2 separate regions of the Homo sapiens genome follow, and region 1 is linked to region 2. The links are chromatin contacts, found by Hi-C or POLR2A ChIA-PET in ENCODE. All regions are on one chromosome and are shown on one strand. The core of a region is the stretch at or near the end of the contact, and the rest is flanking DNA. Distances in the headings are between cores, read along the strand shown.

Region 1 (5,450 bases), core at 1,359-3,858, 1.1 Mb before region 2:
TTATAGAGACAGGGTCTCACTATGATGCCCAGGCTAGTCTCATCCATCTGCCTCAGTCTCCCAAAGTGCTGGGATTACAGATGGGAACCACCATACCCAGTGTAAATGGTAACTTTTACGCTATGCCTATTACACGTTAAAAATTAATACAACCATTTTAAAAAGTTTTTTCAACAAACAGCTACTGACACTTTACTGTCCCCAGGGGACTGTGACCACTACCTTTAAAGCCACATCATCTAAAATGAAGGTTCCCAATTTTTTTTGTGAGACAGTCTCGCTCTGTCACCCAGGCTGGAGTGCAGTGAGACAATCTCAGCTCACTGCAACCTCCGTCTCCTTGGTTCAACTGATTCTCCTGCCTCAGCCTCCTGAGTAGCTGGGACTGCAGGCGTGTGCCACCATGCCTGGCTAATTTTTTTATTTTTAGTAGAAATGGGGTTTTGCCATGTCGCCCAGGTTGGTCTTGAACTCCTGGTTCAAGCGATCTGTCCGCTTTGGCCTCCCAAAGTGCTGGAATTATAGGCATGAGCCACCACGCCCGGACCACCACCCTTTTAAAACACAATCAAACGGTGGTGTCGTGTTTAACTTGCTGAGAAGGGTAAGTTACCTGCAGGTAGAGTTGGGCTTCAAACTAGGCAGTGACCCCATATGGTCTGAAATAAAACTGACCTGATAACCTCATCTCTTTACACAAAACACTAGCCAACAGTCATCATTCCCACCAGATGCTATTTGTCCCCACAGGTGGTCACTACCTCAAAGGTGACAGCCTGTTTTGGGTAATGGGGACACAAATATGACCCCCATCTCTGCCTACCCCCAACTCATTGAAAGACTCTCCCTGTACACCAACCACCGTCTGGCACCACGGCTGGCAGAGCATTAGAGACGGCTGGTGTCTTAGCCCACCTTAACAGGCCTGTCCCATGCAACCTCACTTCCACATGTGACCTGATTCTCAGTCAGCTGAAAAAAGATGACTGGGTTAAAGTAACAACATAACTCAAGACCTAGCTTGTATCAAACACAAGCCCCCCCAATCTCCTTCAAGTATCACAAAGGAGTAACACAACTACCTCTCACACTTGGTGTAAAAATTTAAGTAAGTGGGCAGCAGAGATTGGCACCTATCCATCGAAAACCTGCTGTTTAAGGTTTTTCATTAATCACCTTCTTTCCCCTGTATGTACAAGCTGGGAAACAGACCTATGACAGTCCAACTTAAACTCTGTGACTTTACAATGGTGGTAATGCGATATACATTCAGTAGAAGCCCTGCTTCAAATTTTGATCTTGGCGGGGCACAGTGGCTCACACCTGTAATCCCAGCACTCTGGGAGGCGGAGGCAGGTGGATCATCTGAGGTTAGGAGTTCGAGACCAGCCTGGCCAACATGGTGAAACTCTGTCTCTACCAAAAACACAAAAATCAGCTAGGCATGGTGGCGCGCCCAGCTACTTTGAGGCAGGGGGATCGCTTGAACCTGGGAGGCGGTAATTGCAGTGAGCCAAGATCGCACCACTGCAATCCAGCCTGGGCGACAGAGCCAGACTGTCTCAAAGAAAAAAAAAAATTTTTTTAAATATTTTTCTGGATTAGATAGGTATGATACCTTCTGACACTGGCCAGCGACCACAGGATCACGAGGTAAACGACCATACTACACAGTGTGCCGTGCTCGATACATTACATGCAAATATCCAGCACTTTATTACAAAATGGATTTTGTGTTAAGATTTTGCACAACTGCAGAGAACCTAAACAGTGTTTATGGGACGTGTGTTTTGAGGCTTTCGCGGAGTGGAGATTCCGTTCCGACAATTTACTATATTATACGAAAGAAAACTGAACTCAGGGCGGCCTCTGAGATGATCGCGATTAGCTAAAGATGGTCCTAGAAATTCCAGGGCCTCAACGTGCCCCCCACAGGTCTTTCTCATGGGAAACAGGATGAAACCACTGCTCCCAGAGGGCCAGGCACACACCCAGACGGCCTAACCGTCTCCTGCCTGACATTCCGGGGAAGACGCTCCCGGAGCGGTGCCAGGCTAGGCACCGCTCTTCTTGAACCTTCGGAGCAACCACTTACATTTGGCATCCTTTCGTCGGGCTGTGAGCAGGAAGTCCTTGATTTCCTCAATTTTCCGAGGCTGCAACACAAAGGAAGCGGGTGAACAGAGAGGAAAGAGACACGTCTCCCGGCGATGGCCCAGTCCACCAGCTTCTCCCGGCCTCAGGAGATCCTTGGGAGGCTCTCTCGCCCTCGCCCCGGGGCCCCACGAGCCCACCCCGGGAAGGCGCCAGGCAGGGACTGTACTCACCATGGCGACGAGGCGCGCTGGGCTCTGGCGCGGACCAGGACCTGCGGGAAACAGTCCTCGGCGTTAACACGGCGCGGGGGCTGGCAGCGAACCCCGTTTTCCCGCTCTCCCCCGAAATATCGGCCCCATCGCACTCCCCTTCTCCTCCCCGACACCCTCCACGCGGACCTGGGGTCCCCAGATTTCACCTGGCAGTGGATTGCCCCAGATTACCTTTCTCACCCACGTATCACCCTAGAGACACTCACAGCAAGCAGCAACCGGGGAAAAGGACGAAAAAGAACGAGACTTCCGTTTCCGGGCAGTTAAACCCTCCCAACGGAGGAAACTGGGTACGGTGCCTGCCGAGGATCAAGACTCATGTAGGCGTTCGCACTTCCAATTTCAGCAGCCCTGCCCCCTTGTGGTCGAAGTCAACAGTGCAGCTCCAAGAATGGAATGGACCATCCTGGCTGCCGCCCTCCCTCCGCCTCCCTCCTCTCGCTCCTCCCCATCCCTTCCTCCTAGGACCCCCGCCTCTTCCCCGTCCACCCCTTCCTGTCTTCCCCCGCAACCCCTCAGACCCCAGCCTGGCTTTGCTAGGTTTTAGCTCAGATTCAGTTTGAAGAGCTAACGCTTATTCTCCACGGCTTTCATTGGACCTGCGCAGGGGCATCCACACAGAAAATTCTTCATTCAATGGCAGGGACCCTCGTGTGCACCTTGTAGAACCTGTTGTTCTGGCGCCTCACGTTTTCTTCCCGTCTCCTTTTTGGCACCTGAACCTGTCATGACCAGGGCCCTGGGCTCTTCTTTCCATAAGAGGGAGCGTTCCTGCTTGCTGCTTCCAATTCCCTTAGGAATTGGTGTACAATGAAAGCAAGTTAAGGCCGGGCGCGGTGGCTCACGCTTATAACCCCAGCACTGGGGGAGGCCGAGGCAGGCGGATCGCTTGAGGCCAGGAGTTCGAGAGCAGCCTGGGCAACCTAGTAAGACCTCCCCCCCCCCATCTCTAGCAATAATGATAATAATAATAATACTTCCAAAAGCTGTCGCAGCGCTGCCCCTGGCTAAGTGTCTCACCCCTAGGGCTGATGGTGAGTGGGAGTGCTCCTGCTCTTGCGGGGTCTCACCGCGGCCCCAGAGGGGAGAGGTGGACTCAGGAGTTGAACCCCTGCTGGGCAGATTCCCCAGCCCAGGCTCCGGCCACTTCCTGGGGAGGCTTGGGAAGCCTGGGGAGGGCAGCGTTCCTTTCTCCCCCTAACATCCTTTAGGTTAGACTCTGAGCAACCTGCGGTTATCGATTTTATTTTTATCCTCCATTTTTATTTTATCTCCAACCTCCCTACAAATGTCTACATTTTATTATATTTGTTTCCCCAAAATTTAATAACCACACGGCAGAATGTAATTGCTTCGTGCTTATTATTACAGAGCGGCCCTCCTGAAGGGAAAGAACACTTTGCCATGAGCTTTACTTAGAACTTATTTAACTTAACCTTCCTTTCTTCCTCCCTCCTGCCCTTCCATTAACAAGCTCAGGCTGAGCACCTTCCTGGGGGTGCTGGAGATACAGGAACCAATAGACCTTGCTGCAGAGAGATCACAAAAATATTGTAATAACACTGAAGAGTCTTTTAAAGAAGCTGAACGATGTCTCTGCAACTGTAAATGTGTCGGGGTTCTAGCAGTGGGAAAAGTTAATTGGCAGAAGCCTAATTTTAGATGTCTGAAGGTCGGATCCGATCTGAGAAGCACGAGTGCTTCAGCTCTGACCTGAGAAGGATTTTCCCATACCTCAGAGCCCGGCTTTGCCAGCCCTTCCCATCTCAGGCGATGCCTTTCTGGTCTTTTCTACCCCACTGCTCCTCCACAAGCAACCACCCTTTCAGCCAAGCCGAGGGGCACTTTTGGGCACTTTCTGCCCTCCAGGTATTTGCTCTGCTGTCCACTCTGATGCCAAGTGCCACTGGTCCTTCCGAGCTCAGCTCCCGCCTCCCCTTTTTCAGGCAGGACCCTTCACCCTTGACTTATGTTGCTTGCCGCTCATACAGTGGTTCCTTGCAATCACTTCTCCGTAGGCTGCGTGGAGGTGTTTAACTTTTCATACATGCGCACCACTCTTTTTATTTTTAATTTTTTAAAACTTTTTTAGAGACATGGTCTCCCTAGGTTGCCCAAGCTGGTTTCGAACTCCTGGGCTCAAGGGATCCTCCTGCCTCGGCCCCCCAAAGTGCTAGGATAACAGGTGTGAGCCACTACGCCCCACCTTACCACTTTTCCTTGAAGGCAAGGACAGGGCTCAGCATTCTGTCGATAACTCTCGAAGTGCAGTACCCATCTGTACAGTAAGTGCTCAATGCTAACATTGCAGGATGATCCGGCTGGATGCGGCATCTGAGATCACTCACCATATAAAGGGGTGGTGGATGGAGGGAGGAATTCAGGGAGAGCCAGAAGGAGACACTGACGTGCCTGAAGCAGTGCCTGGCATGTAGTAGGTCCAAAAACTATTTGTTGAATGAATGACTGGTGCTTCTTGCCTCACTGCCGGCCCGACAGGACAAGGACGGGGATAGAAGGAGGAGCTGCACCTCCCTTTTGGCAGCGATCCCAGGGAGACAGATGTTCACCCTCTTGAGTTGTATAATTTAAGGGACCATAGACGTGTAGTAGCAAAACACAATGGCAAATTTGTTCAAGTACCAAAGACCTCCAGCTCCCCAAGGGGGACAAATAGCAAAATAAGCTGCAGCTACTAAAAGTGAGGCAAGGTGCCCAGAGGGCACGCTTCCCTGCTCCATGGGAAGATGAGCCCCAAATGTCCTGGAGTGGCCGGGGACTGTCAGAGACCAAGGGGGGCAGAGCCTAGGCCCTGAGTGCCACAGCCTGAGACCTTGAGCAGATGCTGACCTGGACATGAGCCTCCCTGATGACTCCCATATACACATGAAACAAAACTCTCCAGGGCCTAGGGTGGATCCTGCAGGAGAGGAAAGCCCCGGACTCGAGGGCAGGATGGCCCAGGCTGCCTGTTATGGTCGCTCTGGCCATTGGTAGGCTGGAATGTCCAGTGCTGGCAGCTGTGGGATGGTGAGGGCTATTGCTGTTGTCAAGAGGCGGTAGGGAGGGTCTCAAGCAGTG
Region 2 (5,385 bases), core at 2,114-4,613:
CTTTCCCACATCAAGTTTACCTATGCATTGCATGCAAGCATCTCTTGAGGACATGCTATAATATGAGGTGCTATCCTGGCTGGGATGAGGGGAAGAAGCTCAGTAAGGAGCTTGATTCTAATCCTGGGTCTGTATGCCGAATATAGCAGTGAAGTTAGATCCTACAGTATAAGACAGAAGGAGGCAAGTGCCTTAGAATCCAGATGGAGTTCTATGGGACCTTAGAGGATAGAGACTCGATTTGTAACCAGGGCTGGGACAGGTGGGAGATGAGGTCAGATGGGGTGCCCAAGGAGAATGCATTAAACCTGGGTCTTGCAGGATGGTGGGGCTTAGATTTGGGAGGCGAAGGGCAGTTCAGCAGAAATGGTATAAGGGAGATAGGAGTGGCAGGGAGGGAAGGCTGTGTGGAGGACAGCGAGCTGTCCAGCCTGGCTTGGCCAGAGGGCACAGGGAGGAGAACCCTGGGAGACAGACTTGAGAACGTTTAGTTGGAATCATACCACAGCAAAACTCAAATTCCAGGCTGAAGCATTTGAACTTTATGCCAAAGGCACTGGGGAGCTATCGGAGCTTTTTGAGCAGGAGAGTGTGATGTGCTGTGCTTTAGGCAGGCTGATCTTGGCGGTGCTACATGGAACAGACTAGACAGGGTGGAGTGGAAGGAGGTGACTCCATGACCTAGATGAGGGATGGGCAGGTTGAATCCTCACAGCAGCAGTGAGAAAGGAGAGAAAGGATTGGGCAGGAGAGGCACTTTGTGGATCGTTGTAAACATTTCTGTTTATTTTTCATTATAAAGAATTTAAGCGGCTGGGCGCAGTGTCTCACTCCTGTAATCCTAGCATTTTGGGAGGCTGAGGCAGGTGGATTGCTTGAGCTCAGGAGGTTGAGACCAGCCTGGCCAACATGGCAAAACCCCGTCTCTACTAAAAATACAAAAAATTAGCTGGGTGTGGTGGCACGCACCTGTAGTCCCAGCTAATTGGGAGGCCAGCTGAGGCAGGAGAATCACTTGAACCTGGGAGGTGGAGGGTGCAGCGAGCCGAGATTGCACCACTGCACTCCAGCCTGGGTGACAGGGCGAGACTCCGTCTCAAAAAAAAAGAAAAGAATTTAAGCATCCACAAAAGTAGAAACAGAAACATTTAATGAACCTCTACGTGCCCGTTCCCCAGGTTCAACAATGGTTAATTTTTTATTTTTAAGAGACAGGGTCTTTCACTGGAGTGCAGTGGCACCATTACGGCTCACTGCAGCCTCAAACTCCTGGGCTCAAGTGATCCTCCCCACTCAGCCTCCCTAGTAGCTGGGACTACAGGCCCAGCTACCATCTGCCACCATGTCCAGCTACTTTTTAAAAACTTTTTGTAGCGACGAGATCTTGCTTTTTTGCCCAGGCCGGTCTCAAACTCTTGGGCTCAAACAATCTGCCCACCTTGTCCTCCCAAAGTGCTGGGATTACAGGTGTGAACCACCATGCCCAGCCTAAGAATGGTTAATTCATGGCCAATTTTGTTTAATCTCTACTCCATCCACTTTTCTCTTCCATCATATTTTGAAGTGAGTCTAAGATATTGTGTCATTTTATGGCTATTGCAGCGTGCAGGAAGAGGTATGACATTTTGGAAGATGAGTTGATGGGCCGTGCCACATGGGTATTGTGTCTCTGTGTGCCTGTACATACTCTCTTATGTGGAATTGCAATGGCTGATTTGACTCTTCCAAGTTGGGGGTCTTTTAAGGGCAAAGACCACCCTCCAGTGGCCAGGCTGTCTTCTCCTCCCCATGGAGTGCTTGGTATATGGTGCGACCGTCAGTGTGAACAACCTAGTTCCACTGGAAGAAAGAGGCCTGTTATTGGACCCTTTGGGCTATGGCCATCGAGACCACGGGTAGCTTTTCTGCTCAGGTCACGCTCTGATATGTTGTCAAATAAAACACAGGACACTCAGCTGGGTTTCAGTTTCAGATCAACAACAAATATGCCTGTAACATAAGTATGTCCCACACATTGCCCGGGGCATATTTATAGTAATAAATGACGTTATTTTTCTGAAATTCAAATTTAATCAGGCTTTTTTTTTTTTTTTTGAGATGGAGTTTTGCTCTGTTGCCCAGGCTGGAGTGCAGTGGCGTGATCTTGGCTCACTGCAAGCTCGGCCTCTCGGGTTCACGCCATTCTCCTGCCTCAGACTCCCGAGTAGCTGGGACTACAGGCGCCTGCCACCACGCCCAGCTAATTTTTTGTATTTTTAGTAGAGACGGGGTTTCACCGTATTAGCCAGGATGGTCTCGATCTCCAGACGTTGTGATCTGCCCGCCTCGGCCTCCCAAAGTGCTGGGATTATAGGCGTGAGCCACAGCGCCCAGCCCAGGCATCTTGTTTCTATCTATTTATTTATTTTGTTTTGTTTTTGGCTAAATCTAGTCAATCCTATCCTCTGGTCTTTTCACAGAAATCCTGCAGATCAAAGCCTTTGACCTAGGGCAGTGCTTTTCAAAGGGTGGTCCCAGGACAGCAGCATCAGCAACTCCTAGCTCAAAACAAGATCTCAGGCCAGGCGCGGTGGCTCATGCCTATAATCCAGCACTTTGGGAGGCCCACACGAGTGGATCATTTGAGGTCAGGGGTTCGAGGCCAGCCTGGGCAACGTGGTGAAACCCCGTCCCTACTAAAAAAAAAAAAAAAAAAAAAAAAAAACAAAAATTAGCGGGGCTTGGCAGCATGCACCTGTGATCCCAGCTACTCGGGAGGCTGAAGCAGGAGAATCGCTTGAACATAGGAGGCAGAGGCTGCAATCACCCGAGATTGGGCCACGGCACTCCAGCCTGGGCGAAAGAGCGAGACTCCATCTCAAAAAAACAAAAGCAAAAACAAAAAAATCCCAAAATGTCAGCCCCACCCAGAATGACGGAACCAGAGCCTCTGGGGGTGCTGGCATTTTGTGTTTGACCCCCTCCAGTGATTCTTTTGAGGGTCATTGACTGGAGAATGATGCCGATGCCATCACATTACCCGCCCCCAGCCTCTCCCGCAACACACACACAGCACATCCTGCTCTGCTGCGCACCCAGTGGCATGGACCTGGCTGCCAAAGGTGTAGAAGCATAAGTAACATCAGGGGTGTTACAAAGGGCTCTTTCCTTGGGTGTTTGTAGCTTCCCTTAGGGCTGCAGTCACTCGCAGACTGCTGGGCTCTTGGCCTCAGGGCTCTGTTCTGCCCGCCCAGATCTGTTCCTGAGCCTGCAGACGGCTGTGAACCAGAGAATCTATTCTTCAGGCGGGAGTTGCCAGTTGCGGCCAAGGGGGCGGGGCCCGGAGGCGGGAGGGCCACGTGTGCGGGAGGGAAGCAGGAAGTGACTGCGGGAGTGGAGCCGGCGAGAGAGTGGCAGCGGGGGCTGATGGAAGTGCAGTGGGGGCTGGAGAGGGCACCCTAGTGAGTTGGCTTTTCTCTCCTTCGGTGCCTTTGGTTGGGCTCGAGGCCCGGGGTCGGAGGCCATCAGGACAAGAGTGTGGGACTTGGAAGGGCAGCCACCTGGAGCTTGGAAGGGGGTACGCCTGGAGAGAGGAGGGGTTTGGAGGAGAAATTGGAGGCTTTGGCAGGTGTCGGGGCGGGGTGGGAGGGTGAGGGGCGGTGGGAAGGAAGTCCCCGGACCCCGGCTATGTCCCTCTCCAGGGTGATCTGGAAGGCAATGACATGCCTTCCTTTTACAGTCCTAACCCAAATCCTCTTCGTTCGTCCCTTCCTAGGCGGTGTGTGGGGGTACCCGGGATTCCTGGGAGCAGAGGCAGCTACAAATCCAGCTGCTCCCAGGCCCCTCCCACTTGCTCTGGCTGTTAGCTGGACCTCTGGAACTTGACTGGGAATCTGGTTAACTTGCAGCAGGTCTGGGTGGGGCGTGACAGTGTGCATTTCTAACTAATTCCCAGGTTGGGTGGTCCGCGGACCACGCTTTGAGTAGCGAGGCATTAGAGAACTTTTCCACAGTCCTCTCCGCCCAGACCTGAATCCTTCTGCTGGATTCCCCCTCGTGGAGTTAGGGCATGTGTGTGCAGCTCCACTAAGGCCCAGCAGCCCTAGTGCTGTTTCCACTTCTGCAACTTCACCAGCCTCTTGAACTGACTCTTGGAAGCGGAACAACAGGTTTAAAAGGGGGAGAAAGGAAATAAAGAAAACAAACCTGTATCAATCAGCCGGGAATGCCCATGTGCTGCTGTGGCAGGTGTGTACAAGTCTACAGGCTGTTGGCATGTTAAAAGTTGGAACGGTCAGAGAATGATTCTCCCTGCTGCTAACGAATCAGGGTTGATGGAATTAATATCCCCATCGTGAGGAATTCTGAGCCCCATTGTGTAAGCTGTGATGGAGATGCTGTGTCCTAAAGTTGTTACTGGTCTGCCGGTTAGAGAAAACTTCTTGTTCTCTTGGGACTCTGCCAGAAACTTTTTCTTCTCTTGAGACTCTGCAGAAAACTTTCTGTTCTTTTGGGACTCTTCTTTGCTCTTGCCAATCCCACATGGGGCAGGAGAACTCATTTTCTAAGCTCTTGGTATTGTAGAAGTTTTACCAGTTTTATTTATTTATTTATTTTTATTTTTTTTTGAGACAGAGCCTTGCTCTGTCACCCGGACTGGAGTGCAGTGGCGCGATCTCGGCTCACTGCAACCTCCGCCTCCCGGGTTCAAGCGATTACTCCTGCCTCAGCCTCCCGAGTAGCTGGGACTACAGGCACTGGGACTACAGGCACACACCACGACGCCCAAGTAATTTTTGTGTTTTTAGTAGAGATGGGGTTTCACCGTGTTGGCCAGGCTGGTCTCGAACTCCTGACCTCAGGTGATCTGCCCGTCTTGGCCTCCCAAGGTGCTGGGATTACAGGCATGAGCCACTGCGCCTGGCCAAGTTTTACCAGTTTTAATCTTTTGCTTTCCACAGTTTAATGTGCATAAGAATCCCCCATGGAATTCCACAAAATGCAGACCCTGATTCAGAAAGTCTGGGGTGAGACCTGAGTTTCTGCATTCCTAACTAGCTCCCAAGCCGGACCAGTGCTGCTGGTTCTCTGACCACCCTTGTAGCGAGGATTTAAAACAGCAAATAGAGAAGAAACTTCTCCGAGGGGCACTGGGCTTGCATTGCCCGTGATCAATGCTGCTCCTGTTGGGATGGAAAGGATGGTGGCCTCGGTCTTCCCTCTGTGTCCCTTTTTCTTACTCAGGAGGGTGCTCAGATATACATGGGGACAGGCTTAGACGGGTGTTTCCCTATCCCACTAACCACCAGGAACACCCACGAGCTCCCTCTGTTCTGTTCACCAGCCCACAAGATCCACATTGACTTTGGCCTGTTGGCAAATGTAAATTGTTTGCTCTCTTCTGTA

The links. A loop is a pair of places that touch in the nucleus more often than their neighbours do. ChIA-PET counts read pairs that join two places held with the same protein, here RNA polymerase II (POLR2A). Pooled maps may share reads with other maps.
Region 1: a map of B cell shows a loop between it and region 2 (19-fold over the local background). The contact joins the promoter of RPL38 here to the promoter of SLC39A11 in region 2. A Hi-C loop is called at or near these places in 3 of 168 maps with a recorded cell type or tissue (B cell, ascending aorta and tibial artery) and 9 of 50 pooled maps. POLR2A ChIA-PET finds 5 or more read pairs at or near these places in 1 of 52 experiments (Panc1).

The regions. Positions count from the first base shown.
Region 1 is chr17:74,200,836-74,206,285 of GRCh38, reverse strand. It overlaps RPL38 (ribosomal protein L38), which reads right to left and starts at 2,608. Exons shown (of 5, transcript NM_000999.4): 1 at 2,541-2,608; 2 at 2,328-2,368; 3 at 2,096-2,156. The coding sequence starts at 2,330. RefSeq lists enhancers at 852-1,355, 1,356-1,860, 2,869-3,372.
Region 2 is chr17:73,090,666-73,096,050 of GRCh38, reverse strand. SLC39A11 (solute carrier family 39 member 11) reads left to right here and starts at 3,363. Exons shown (of 10, transcript NM_139177.4): 1 at 3,363-3,440. RefSeq lists a silencer at 4,203-4,434.